Linked DNA regions of Homo sapiens: region 2 is linked to region 1. The links are chromatin contacts, found by Hi-C in ENCODE. All regions are on one chromosome and are shown on one strand. The core of a region is the stretch at or near the end of the contact, and the rest is flanking DNA. Distances in the headings are between cores, read along the strand shown.

What was found. Hi-C counts contacts between places; a loop is a spot of excess contacts on that map. Pooled maps may share reads with other maps.
Region 2: a pooled map shows a loop between it and region 1 (22-fold over the local background). The contact joins the promoter of IRAK1BP1 here to the promoter of IBTK in region 1. A Hi-C loop is called at or near these places in 9 of 50 pooled maps.

The regions. Positions count from the first base shown.
Region 1 is chr6:82,241,471-82,248,993 of GRCh38, reverse strand. It overlaps IBTK (inhibitor of Bruton tyrosine kinase), which reads left to right and starts at 1,250. Exons shown (of 29, transcript NM_015525.4): 1 at 1,250-1,432. RefSeq lists a silencer at 1,448-1,617.
Region 2 is chr6:78,862,635-78,869,259 of GRCh38, reverse strand. It overlaps IRAK1BP1 (interleukin 1 receptor associated kinase 1 binding protein 1), which reads right to left and starts at 1,709. Exons shown (of 4, transcript NM_001010844.4): 1 at 1,369-1,709. The coding sequence starts at 1,683. It overlaps LOC107986613 (a long non-coding RNA gene), which reads left to right and starts at 1,770. Exons shown (of 2, transcript XR_001744210.2): 1 at 1,770-1,872. RefSeq lists enhancers at 922-1,522, 1,355-1,674, 1,705-1,814.

The DNA.
Region 1 (7,523 bases), core at 1-2,500:
GTCTCGATCTCCTGACCTCGTGATCCGCCCGCCTCGGCCTCCCACATTGCTGGGATTACAGGCGTGAGCCACCGCGCCCGGCCAACTTAAGCTTATTTTCAAAACCACTCAATTTTGACATTACAAACTGGTTTTTGTTTTGTAGAAGGACATTAAGAATAAAGAGCAAAGAAACAATTATGTGCTGGGAAGGGCAGTAGGAGGGCTGGGTCCTAGTCTCCCTTTCTCTTTCGCTAAGCAGCTGTGTGGCTTTGGGCTAGTAACCTACCCTCCCACAAAAAAGGCTTCAAAAGAGAGCAAGCAGAGCTCAGTGGGCATTAAGACATGCGCAACTCCTTTCTTTTAGAGATTAGATGAGGTCGACTCAGTGGCTTGTAAAACTCAACGTGGCAGAGCTGTACAGCCAACTCATGATTCTTAGTGTCGTTTGTTTTGAGTCACACTACACCTCCTTGAACAATCATTTACTGAGTGCTTACCGTATTAGGCATTCAGCAGCAGTGTGTTTCCCATTCAGTAACCTAGTATTGATTATTGGCTACTGTCCCTCCTAGCATTTTTCACTTGACCACTTTCTAAATGGCCTTTAGATTCAGAGTTCAAGTGGAAAAAGCCTAGTGTAAGCCTGGTGTCAGGCAGTGAGTGGCGTGACCCGGGTCGGCAGCTAGTCCTACGGTGGTGATCTAAGAGGGCAGTGACGCCTTCTGACCAAGGGAGTGACTGCCAGATAATCCGGGTGTATGGAGATCCAGAGAGGGGTGAGGCTGGGTTTACGGAGACTACACCTTTGGCTTTGCAGTAACCCCACTGCTAAGGCCATGGGAGGAAACTCTTCTGTGCAGGACGCCTATGCACTTGGCTTCTGCTGCGTAGCGACCGGGTGTCCAAGGCATCCTGCCAGGTCTCCTTCTCCACTCGGGTTTAGCCTCCCCCGCGAGTCTCCAGCTACCTAGAGAGACGTTTCTAACTACGAGATGGCTGGCCTGAAAGGGACACTCCCATCACCGTTGTTGGCCTAGAGTTCCCCGCTGCGGCCTTTTTCTTTTCCCCGCCCCTGGCCTGAGTCAGCGGCCCCAAGGCCGGCGAGGTCAAGTTCCTTTGGGGCGCCAGGGAAAAGGCCATGGCAGAGGTGCTGCCACGCGAAACCTTCTGGGCAGGCACCAGCCAATCATCAAGAGACATACAGGAGCCCCAGCCAACCAGCGCCCGCCTTATTACTGGGAACCGCCCGCTCGGGCCCTTCCTCTACATCCCCGTTCCCGATTCCTGTAGTAGCGGCTGTATTGCAGCCGCCTGCCGAACTGACCCGGGTCTGGGGACTGGCCCCTCTGGCGCCGTTCGGTTTCTCTTATTGCCTTCACTGAGGATGAGTCCCTTTGTGGCTCTATGTGGACCCTGCGGAATCCACCGGCGCAGTTTCATCTAGCGACTGGTGAGGGAGGGCTTGGCGCTGCCCGACCGTGCGGTGCGGCTTCCCTTCAGCCCGGGGGCAGGGGGAGAGTATTCGCCTTCTGGAGGGTGCGGGTGGCTGCGGACGGCGGCGCGGGGGGACCGTGGGGAGGGGACTCTGTGGCCCCGAGGCTGCCGGGCTTCGCGCGAGGCGGCGCGGAGAGGGCCGAGTGGCCAGGGTCCCTACCGCCCCCCTCAGCTAATGAATGGCCTGTCCCGGCGATGCGCTACGCTCCCGTCCTGCTGGACACGCCCTCCAGCGACATTGCATTCCTAGTTGTGATAGTTATGTAGTGTCACTTTCCTTCGAGTCTTGGATTTGAAGCCATTCCTGTGGGCGCTCATGTTCCTTATCCCCTTCCTGGAGTCACAAGTTTGAGTCCACCCTGGGGATACTGACTCTGGGGAAGCAGGTCGTGAAATCTGATAAGTGGACATTGATTGCTATGTAAAAAGGAACTGATTCTTTTTGGAGGGTGGAGGGTTGAGAGAGACAGAGAAGACAGGCCCTTTGTTTTTGTAACAGGCAGAGCTGTCTGGCTCAAAGAGTTTTAGTTCAGCTGCGAATTAGGTAACATAGGCCGTCCTTGACTCCTGTTTTCCAACGTAGTTCATAAAACTTGACTGTGTTAGCCAGAGATTCATGTAGCACCTTTTAACTTATGCCTCGAAGTAGGCCATTTGAAATTTATCAGAAATACTGAAAGGATATGACTTTTATGAGTAGTAGTGTTTCAGTGCCCATAAAGTGGTGTAAATTCACAGGCTTGCCAGCCCCCTCTTGATCATTTCTCTTTTTGTATTTTGAATTCCTTAACTTTTATTTGTTTTAGAAATTGAGGCAAGGTAGATGAGGACAAAACTGGTTTCTAAAAATAATTACATTTGCAAATATTTGCAGAAGCTTTAGTCAAACCAGAGTTTACTTCAAGAAATTTTTTAGGCCGGGCGCGGTGGCTCACGCCTGTAATCCCAGCTACTGGGGAGGCTGAGAATTGCTTGAACCCGGGAGGTGGAGGTTGCAGTGAGCCGAGATCGCGCCGCTGCACTCCATCCTGGGCGACTGAGTGTGGCACCATCTCAAAAAAAAAAAAAAAAAAAAAGATGCCTGTAATCCCAGCAGTCTGGGAGGCCAAGGTGGGCGGATCACTTGAGGTCAGGAGTTCGAGGCCAACTTGGTGAAACCCCGTCTCTACCAAAAATACAAAAAAATCAGCCAGGCATGGTGATGTGTGCCTGTAATCCCAGCTACTCGGGAGGCTGAGGCAGAATCGCTTGAGTCTCCAGCTGCCCTACCAAACTGCTTTTGAATTCAATTATTTTGAATTGAATTCCATGGTACTTTTTTCTACTACACTATACTACTTGCATTGAAATTTTTCTAACTGCCTTTTGGGAGAGCAGTTTGGTAGCATAGAATAGGTGGGATCAAGAGCACTTTTCTGTCGGTATTATTTTAGGTAGGCTTTTTAAACTTTCACATGAATCTCCTCATCAGAAAATGAAAGTGATCATATTTACAGGGGCAATAATAAGGATTATATTTATGTAGAGCACTGTGTATAATGTATAAAACAAAATTTCACCTATAATTTTTGTGTGTTTTTTCCGTTGTTTAATTTTGTTTTGCTTTACTCACTTCCAAAGTATTGACCCCTTACTCTTCTTTCTAGTTTCCCTATCTGTTCTCCAAGCCAGAAACCTGGGAATTACCACCACATCTTGTCAATTCAAGATCCTAAGTATGTCTTTGGATTGCCTGCCCTTTTTTTTTTAAATCTCTAAGAAAAGGCACATAAGGCTGTTCAAAATCCTGTCTATCCTTGTGTGTATGTTAGGCCTCACTTCTTTCTGTCTTCTGAATTATTTAGAAATTTTGGAATGGACCAAGATGATTCTAGTTCTTTTATATTTACTATCCCTTCTGCTTCAAATGTGCTCTCACCCAGAATTTATCAGGCCAACACATATGGTACTCTTTTTTTTTTTAGAAGGAGTCTCGCTCAGTCGCTCAGGCTGGAGTGCAGTTGCATGATCTTGGCTCTCTGCAGCCTTGACTGACCAGTTTTAAGTGATCCTCCCACCTCAGCCTCCAGAGTAGTTGGGACTACAGGGATGTGCCACTACGCCTAATTTTTGTATTTTTTTTTGTAGCGATGGCTTTCACCATGTTGCCCAGGCTGATTTCAAAGTCCTGGGCTCAAGTGATTTGCCTGCCTCAGCCTAACAAAGTGTTGGGACTACAGGCATGAGCCACTGTGCCTGGCCAGTACTCATCTTTTAAGTCTTAGTTTATACATAGTTTATCTCCTGTAGAAAGTCTTACCTGGACCCCTCTTCTGCACTCCCCGTTCCTATGTGTCACTTGTTTTATCTTGACCATAGGTTTATAATTATGATATGTTTTAGTTACTTGCCTAAATAAAATTACTCTCTTCTACCAAACTGTGACCCTTTGATAATAGGAACTGTGTAATAGATCATAAGTTTTGTTCAGTTAGTACATATGTTAAACTAGCTATGCATCCACCTGAGTATTATCCATGAACCTGTATTTTATTTTATCTAAAATATTTAGGTCCTAATTATTTTTGTATTCCCAATGCCTTGTGACCTACTATGGATGCGCTGAAGAAGACAGTGTAACGTAGCAGAAATAGCACGGACCTCATCATTAAACAGATCTGTATTTGAAGTCTGACTCCCTCTTTTCTTGGTGGTATGATTTAGGTGGTTTACTTGACTGGTCTGATGTAAAGCATTCCGTATGTATTAGGTCTTTAAATGCTTATTTCCTTTGCTTTCTTCCCCTTCTTTAAGCAGTTTTTGAATGCATAGATAAGAAGTACAATAGGCATTGGAAATATGGGCCTGGAGTTTAGGGCAAATATGTGAGCAAGAGACAGATTTGGGGATTTATAATCATGTGTACGGTAGAGTTAAAAGCATGAAAAGGATTGAAACTATCAGGAACAATATGAAGTAGAGGACTGAGGATTATTTCAGAGAAGCCCAGTTTGAAGGACAGGGGAAGCGATAATGCCCTAGGAAGAAGTGGTTAAGAGAGAGAGCCCATGCTTAAATGTTTCTGCGACTTCCTGCCCTTCCTGGATCTCTTTTAGACTCCTTAAGGGAATGAGGTTTTAAAGACATAAAAGCAGGGAAGGCAAGTAAGAATTGAAAATATCTAAAAGTGTTTGGTAATTTGGAAGTCATTAGTAACTTTAGCAATAATGATTTCTTTGGAGAAGTGGTAACAAGTGATAATGAAGCTCAAACATGAATTTTGGAGTTAAAATGTATTACCTTTTTATGACTGAAGAAACAATAGTAATGAAAACTATTATTTGTCGAATGCATATTTAGTGCCAGGTACCATGTTAGGTAGTTTCATTTATCATTATAGTAACCATGTGAAGTCCATGGATTGTTTCTATTTTCAGATGAAGAAACGACTTGGAGAGATTATGTCATTTTTTAGTTATATAACTGATAACAGCTGACATTGCTATATTTGAATCTATGTATGTAAAACTCTAAGAAATCCTAGCTCTTAATCGCTTCCATGTTTATGTTCATAGTATTCTGTAGGTGCCGCTTTCTCTATATGATAGTATGGAATGACTTTTTAACATTCTTTTTTCCCCCCTTTAAATGTTTACATTATATATACTAATGAATTAGGGAATTCTTTTCTGTTGTATCTTAATTCTTTAATGTAAGGTTTGAGTGATTCACCAGTAAGTAGTTCCTTCCAGGTATTATGCATACAATGAAAATACAAACATGGTGGGATTTTAGAGCTTTAAAAGAATGAAATTAACTGGATGAACTATTTTGCCACATACAATAAATAGTCCCTACTTATCCAAGGACACATTCTAAAACCCCCAGTGGATGCCTGAAACTGCAGAGAGTACTGAACCCTATATATGCTATGTTTTTACAATTTGCTAACCAAGAGGGCTACTCAGTGACTATCGAGTTGGTAGCATGTACAGTATGGCAATGCTGGACAAATGTATGATTCATGTCTCAGGTGAGGTGGAGTGGTTTGGAGTGGGACACTATGAGATTTCATCATACTGCTCAGAATAGTATGCAATTTAAAACATAAATTGTTTATTTCCAAAATTTTCATTTAATATTTTTGGACTATGGTTGATTGTGGGTAATAGAAACCATAGAAAGCAAATGGATAATGGGGAACTACTGTGTCATGCTTTCCATTTTTAACCTTTTAAAGTACTTGACGATTGGTACCTTTTTTTCTCTTTGCTACCAAACACTTTTTTTTTTTTTTTTTGAGACAGAGTCTCTCTGTCGCCCAGGCTGGAGTGCAGTGGCACGATCTCGGCTCACTGCAAGCTCCGCCTCCCAGGTTCACGCCATTCTCCTGCCTCAGCCTCCCAAGTAGCTGGGACTACAGGCGCCCGCCACCACACCCGGCTAATTTTTTGTATTTTTAGTAGAGACGAGGTTTCACCGTGTTAGCCAGGATGGTCTTGATCTCCTGACCTCGTGATTCGCCTGCCTTGGCCTCCCAAAGTGCTGGGTTTACAGGCATGAGCCACCGTGCCCGTCTTTTGTTTTGTTTTGTTTTGTTTTTGAGACAGAGTCTTGCTTTGTCACCAGACTGGAGTGCGGTGGCGGGATCTCGGCTCACTGCAGCCTCCACCTCCTGGGTTCAAGCATTTCTCCTGCCTCAGCCTCCCAAGTAGCTGGGATTACAGGAGTGTGGCCAGCTAATTTTTGTATTTTTAGTAGAGATGGGGTTTCACCATCTTGGCCAGGATTGTCTTGATCTTTTGACCTCATGGTCCGCCCACCCCGGCCTCCCAAAGTGCTGGGATTACAGACGTGAGCCACCGTGCTCGGCCCCCAAACACATTTTTATTTGTTTTATCTTGTTCTTTTTGTTGCTGTTGTTCAAATCAGTGTTTTAAGGGGGAGATGATTTTTATGAGGACTATATCAAATTACAGAATGTATTAGTAGAACAGATCTGGAGCTATTAAGTTGGTACAAAAGTAATTGTAGGTTTTGCCATTAAAAATAATCGCCATTACTTTTAGAGGGTTGGTTGTTGTGTTGGTGGTGGTGATATAGTTTTAGGGGGTATAGGTTTGGGATTGGATTCTTAAAAGTAATTGCCATTAATTTTTTTTTTTTTTTGATACAGAGTTTTGCTCTTGTTGCCCAGGCTGGAGTGCAATGGTGTGATCTTGGTTCACCACAAACTCTGCCTCCTGGGTTCAAGCGATTCTCCTGCCTCAGCCTCTCGAGTAGCTGAGATTACAGGCATGTGCCACCACGCCTGGCTAATTTTGTATTTTTAATAGAGATAGGGTTTCTCCAGGTTGGTCAGGCTGGTCTCAAACTCCCAACCTCAGGTGATCTGCCCGCCTCGGCCTCCCAAAGTGCTGGGATTACAGGCATGAGCCACTGCGCCTGGCCATTGCCATTACTTTTACTAGCAAAATCTGCAACTACTTTTGTACCAACCTAATAGAGAAGATTATAATCATCTAGTTTCCAGGTGGAGAAATCAAAGTAGTTAAGATCAGAAAACTAGTTAGATCTCAGATTTCTGACTCTTTGGTGTGGTATGAAGTGGGAGTGGAAAAATACAGATTTAGAATATTTCATACTTCCCTCTGATGCATAGAAGCTTTCCCTATACATATAGTAAACTCAAGTATGTCCTTCTAAATAGTCTTCTTATAGCCAATTTTCTCTGCTCCCAAAGACTACACATTAAGGAAGATCTAAAAGACCATATATATTGAGGCAAATTTTTCTCCTTTTGTCTTTAAACTTTTTAATGTAATTTTTAAACTATTGAATTAATCTTTTATGACTTTCGGATTTCAGATCCTGCTTAGAAAGGTGTTTTGTACTTTGTGATTATAAAAAAAGAGTCTTTTGTATTTTCATCCAGTGCTTTTGTAGTTTCGTTTTTTTGTTTGCCTTTGAACCATCTAGAATTTATATTGGTATAAGATATAAAGTAAGTACCGTATCTAAAGTTGTTTTTTAAAGATAGCTATCCAGTTGTTTTAATACCTTTGTTT
Region 2 (6,625 bases), core at 460-2,959, 3.4 Mb after region 1:
GCATGAGCCACCATGCCCAGCTTATGTTGTTTTATATATTAGAGACCTGTGAGCTCTTTTTATTTTATGTAAATAACTTAAAAACTTGTTAACATTATTCAAACGACTACAGCACTAGTAGCAGTTTTTTAAAACTATTTTTCTACATATTAAACCCACTTTACTCACATTATTTATAATTATCTGTATTTTTCTAAATTGTAAAATCATTTGAAGAAATCTTGTCCAAATGACTTTGTAATAACTTGTATGTTTGTATTATAAATGCAATTCAAATATCTTTTCTTGTTAAAAATAAGGACTTGCTTTTTCGGGGTATGGAATTTCTTGCAATAGACTGGAAGTAACAATGCCTGCACTTTTACCAACTCAATGTCATCCTGGATAAGTTACATCTCTGGCCTTTGGGGTCCTACTCTATAAAATGAGAAAACTGAAATCGTTGATCCCTATGATTTCTAATTTTCTTTCATTCTAATTATCGGCAGAATTGGAAGCAACTTACATTCTGGTTTCAGGAATACATGAGTTCAAATATTGCTCTACCTAAAGTTCAGAGCATTGTTTAACCTCTTTAAATTTGGAAAACAGGGATATTAAAACATGCCTAACAGTGCTATTGTGTGGATTAAATGATGGCTTCATTTTTTTTCTTGCCTTAGGAGTAGGCTTAAGGTAAGATTTGTTTAGTGATTTGTCTCATGGACATCTCCGTTAAGTAAGTAGAAGTATTTCGTATATGTGGTATCCACAATACTGGCTTGATTTTTTCTTTTAAGTTAAACCTAAGAAGGCCGAAGAAATTTTGGGGGAATCACTATAAAATGAAAATCATTATAAAATGAAAATGGACGCAACTTCTTCCCCACTTCCCAACGTTACTGTTTGCGGAACATACTCAAGAACCATTCCATGCAAAGTTTTACATGATCGGAAGGAAGCAGGTCGTGCTCTTCACTTGCCAATTCCATGGTGCGGAATAAAAACAAAACAAAACAAAATATTTAGTGTCCAGCACTCCACGTGGGCAAGTATTTACAACTAACATTTCAAGTTTTAACATTTCATCACTTTAAATTTAAAAACAAAATCACTGAAGCAAATATCCCCAGATAAAAACCTACCCAATTTGCATTCTTTTATTTTTAATTTGCCTGAGGCCAATAATTACCTTCGTCTAGGAGAAGAATGGGTCAAATATTCACTCTGCCAGGTCCTGGCGTCCCGGAGTACCTTTGCAACAAACGCGTCCTAAACGCTCCAGACCCTCCACATCTCCCTTCCCGCTAGGGGGGCCTGTGGGGCCCGACCATCTGCCAACCCTTTTGTGTCTTCCGGCTCTTATTTCCTCCCCCGCGGAGATCTCACCTGCACGCCCTGCTGCTGGAGGCTCTGCGTGATGTAATCTAGACGGCGACAAACGCTCTTTTTGGCCTCGGCTGCCGCCTCCTTGGTGCTGCTCACTCGCACCACCACCTGCGCCCGGTCAGGGCCCGCAGACACTTCTGAGGTGCCGCTTACTTGCACCTCGCGGGTAGCAGTTTGGGCTTGTGTTGAGGAGAGGGGGTGGCGTAAGCCCGGTAGCGTCTCTCTCCCTGAGGCCAGGTTGTTCTCCCGGCTCCGGTCAGCCCAGGGAACCAGTTCCACGAACACTCGGGTCGGAGGGGTCTTTTGCAGAGACATAGCGATGGCAGCTGGGTTTCCATAGTAACTACCGGCCGACGGCGGCCGAAGGGGCCAATGCGCACCAGGGCTTGCCTGTGCACGGCGCAAAGTATGCCGGGATGGGTGTGGAGGCCGCGGAACTTCTGGCGGGCGCAAGCTATATGCCTTGTTGATCTTGCCGCATCTTTTTTACTAGATGTCGGCTGAGTGAGTAGCTACAGTTTTTAACATGTTTAACTTACGGCCTTCAAAAATTGTTAGCGGACTTTCTCTGTTGCCTCCTCAGTGAGCTCTGCCCTTTCTCGCAACTCCTTGTCGTCCCACCGCGCCTCTGCACCTCAGAGGAAGGAGAAGAGTAGCGAGGCCGAGCGGGTTTTTAGATTTCTCTGTGATTACCCCCAGCCTTGTCTTTTCTGACTTTACCGTCCCCGCTTGGGGTACTGCTTTTTGAGGCTCCCTCGGCCACATTTTTGTGGTTCGTGAGAGGTTTCAGTTGAGGTGAACTTTTTGCCCCTGTGATCTTGGACAGTTTATGATTCTTCATATCTCAGTATCATCTTCTCTAAAGCAGGGTTGATAATATTTTTTATATTAGTAATATATAATATATTCTAATATATATAATATATTCTAATATATAATATATTCTAATATATATAATATATTAATATTATCAAAGCAATGTTGATAATATTTTTCACATTTGCTATGTGCTTATAAGGCGCCCATTGTATGTAGAGTGCGTTGCATATGGAAAGCAGAGTGAACATAATGGATGTTTGTAATGATAGCTATGGCTTTGGCATCATTTTTGTGTCTCCCCATTTTTTTCTAAAATCCCTGGAATGGTTCGGGCCTTGAATTCCGACAGAAGAGATTTAGGTGGTAGCAAAGCACGTCCAACATGGAGTTTGCTGGGCCTGCACAACTTGGAGCTTCTCTGTACCCTTTTCTTCAGAGAACTTTTAGAACACAACCCTCAACTTCCCGTCTTCTGGATTCTCTTCCTAGCACTAAGCAATGATCTTTGTAAAAATAGCCCCACTGACTTATACGTCTTTACTATCTGAATTTTATCAAGAGAATCGAGGGGGGAAAAAAGAATTTTGAATAACTAGTTCTAGAAGGACAAGAACTGTTCTTTTAAAAGGACCCTGAAAAGCTGACAGTCCTCTTGTAGTTTCTTCACCATCGTTTTTTCTGTTCTTTTCGATTAGTATAATTCAACTAAATCAATGGTACCCCCCTCCTTTAATTAGGCTCATCACTAGATTAACATAATTTTGTGTATATCCATCTTGTTTATTGTTAGCTGAAAACAATTTTAATTTAAAAACTAACGTTAAGAACTTTCCGTCATAGTCTTTTATTATTTAAGACACCCAAAATAATGTTTCTTAAACTTGGTGAAAAATTCTTTTTCCCTTACGATAAATGCGGAAGAATATAGCCTCCAAAATAAATTATTGAATGAGTGAATGTCATAAACAAAAAGCAACAGGAGTTAAAGTGTAAGTATTTAGTATACGATAAAAGATTTCATATCAGTGGAAAATGATTACATGGTACAGGGATAATTGTAAGCTATATATATAATATACTATAGCTATATAGCTATAGTATATTTTATATATATATATATTTTTTTTTTTTTGAGGCGGAGTCTCGCTCTGTCATTCTGGCTGGAGTGCAGTGGTGCGATCTGGGCTCACTGCAAGCTCCGCCTCCCGGGTTCACGCCATTCTCCTGCCTCAGCTCCCGAGTAGCTGGGACTACATGTGCCCGCCACCACGCCCGGCTAATTTTTTTGTATTTTTAGTAGAGATGGGGTTTCACCGTGTTAGCCAGGATGGTCTCGATCTCCTGACCTCGTGATCCGTCCACCTCGGCCTCCCGAAGTGCTGGGATTACAGGCATGAGCCACGGTGCCTGGCCCATTGTAAGCTATATTTTTAAAGAATTTGTATCTTATATCATACATTGAAAATAATTCAGATGAGACCAAAAAGAAAAATAATTGGAAGAACCTATATGTAAATATAAATATTCTGGGGGATGGGAAGGCTGGCCTTAATCATAATTTCATGTGCAGCAACCATGAAGGAAAAGTTTGAAAAATTGGACTATACTAAAAAAAATCAGTTATATAAAGCAAAATAAAAACAAAGGTGGGGGGGCAAATAAATGGGGAAAAATGTTTGTTAATGTTTATTATGTATAAAGGGCTAAGAGTCTTAATGCTTAGAGAACTGTTGCTAGAAGAAACAAACGTGTCAAAAGAAAAATAATGAACACTGAGGCAAACTGTATTAGATTGCTATTGCCATAACAAAAGTCTTTCGGCTTCAAAGACTTTGGAGCTTAAACAGCACAAATTTATTTTCTCACAGTTCTGGGGCCTAGAAGTCCAAGATTAAGGTGTCAGCAGTTTTGGTTTCCCCCAAGGCCTTTCTGGTTGGCTTGCAGACGGCTACTTTCTTGCAGCATCCTCACATAGCCTTGCCTCTGTGCACATTACCCCGATGTCTCTTCATAGAGCCTCACCTTTGTGACTTCCATTTAACCTTAATTACCTTCTTAAAAGCCCTGTTCCAAACACAGTCACATTGAAGAGCACTCCAACATACGAATTTTGGGGAACACAAGTCCACAATACAGACCAAGAAAGCAGAAATGTTAGTAGTCTATAGGATGAAAAAAAAAATAGTTTATCCTCACCAGTAGTTTAAGAAATGCAAATTTAACTACAGTGTAATGTCTGTTTTTGAACTATCATTTTGGCAAATAACAAAGCCCGTGAGAATGGAGAAGGAATAGATAATACTGGATTTTGAAAGAAGAATGAATTAATTCTTTGTGACAGAACTATAAATTAATAGTATATGAAAGAGAAGGATAAGCCTAAACTGACTTATGAAGTTTTCAGCTGGAATGATTGGGAGAATGAATGAAGAGCATAGAGCTATTTGTTCAGCTCATAGTAGCCCAGTTCTCTCTCAGAGTCAAGGCTGAGCCCCTAGCAACTGTTTTGAATAAGGTGACTCTACCAAGTTGATTGTACTAAGAATAGGTACCTAATTCCAGTTGAACCCGTTGGAATTTTTCACATGAGAATCTATATTTACACCAAATTTTAAAAATTTAGTCTCTTAGGTGACAGGGCTGTGACATACACTCATATATATATTTATGTAAAACCTTGGGAGATATAGATTGGCCATTTTTCTATTAGAGAAATAGAAAAAGTGTAGAGATGGGGTGGGGAGAAAGAGAGAGAAAGAGAAAATGATACTTTCCAAGAGGATCAGAGGTGAGATGGAAAAATAGTCCAGATGCAATTCCAGTCTCTTTTTTAAGAATTTTTTCTTAGGCCTGGTTTCATTCCTGCCCTGGAGTTCTCTAAAATATTCCTGTATCCTTATAAAAATTCCCCTCCCCCTTTTTTTTGCATAAGTAGCTTGACCAAGTTTTATGTTATCTTAAAACCAAGACTGATAAGAATAAATGAGAAGGAGAATTTAAAGCTGACTTTTATACCTGTCAGCCTGAAGGAATTTATAGAACTTCACACAAAGTGGATCTGTAGGTGCACTGCTCAAAGCTTCACCTTTTGGGGAAATTTTCCTTCTCCACTGTTATTCAGAGATTTTACAAGTGACGTTGTTCCACAGCTGCTTCTCATTTTTTACTGGCACCTGCATACCAAGCCAGCCTATCCATAATCTTGCCATAAAAGCTCAGGTTTTTTTCCTCCTCCTTCAGTTGGCCATAGAGTAATCCCTACATAGCCATTGGTGTGAGGTGAGGGAGGTGTTTTGGTGCAACCTTGGTGGGTGGCATGGGCGTCTGAGCTGCTTGCTCATGCAGCTTGCTTATACCCTCTGGTGCTTGTGTCTCAGATGTGCCATTATCTTTTTATCTGTTTCTGGTGGGGTATCTGACTTTGAGTTGAAGTCTCTGACAGTACCCAGCTTATGATGGGCAATTCCAAACATCTCAAAAATTAAAATCCCAAGTGTCAGAAGAGAATGGAATAATACATTCTAAATCCTGAGGGGGAAAAAAACCTAACCTAGAAGTGTGTATTAAGGTCCTTGCCTTGTTCAAAAAGATGTCAGATGTACTAAAATCACTTTAGACTTTGTTACACTTTATAATTAAATACTTATGGAAAATATATTGGTAAATGAAGAAGCCAAAAGGAACAGAAAAAAGGCTCAAAGGGGTAAGGGAAAGATTAAGATAGTACAATGTTGTGGAACCAAAGTTTGTATAATTGTCAAAAAGAGGTGATCCATAATGTCATGGTACAGGTCAAAAACTTGAAGATGAAGACATGCCTATTGCATGTAATATTTAGCAGATTTTTAGTGACCATTCAAAGAAATGTTTTACTGTTAACCAGATAGCAAAGGGTTAAGGAAAAGTGATTGGGAAAAGTAGAAAGAGATAAATATTTGTTAATGTTCTCTATAGTGAGTTTTTTTTTTTAAGTAATTGGATTTAGACTTTCCAGAAATGAAGTGAGGTATTATCCTATTTTATCTCACAAATAACCCAGACACTGGGTATAGCTTTCCGTCTAGGCTTTTATTTTATTTCCAGGTTTGTTTCTTGCTTTCTTAATAGGTTGCGGTTGTTTATCTTCTGGCACCTTAAATGATACAGGTAGAATAGGATGCTGTGTGGACCATGGGGATTTTTGCCAGTCAGCTTTGTTTACTTGTCTCTGCTGCCCCCTTACACAGGGTTCTAGTCTCATGATTACATCTTCACCTTGAAAGTTACAATTTAGTCCAGGAAAAGTGCTCTCAAGTGTATCTTGATATCTGAGTGAAAATAAACCTGAATCAGCCAATCCACTATATCATTTTGTTGTTAGACTGGGCTACCCTATATTTTGCTGTTAGATTTCATACCACCTGATTCTGTGTACATGCTTGACTGTCCTCTTGGACAC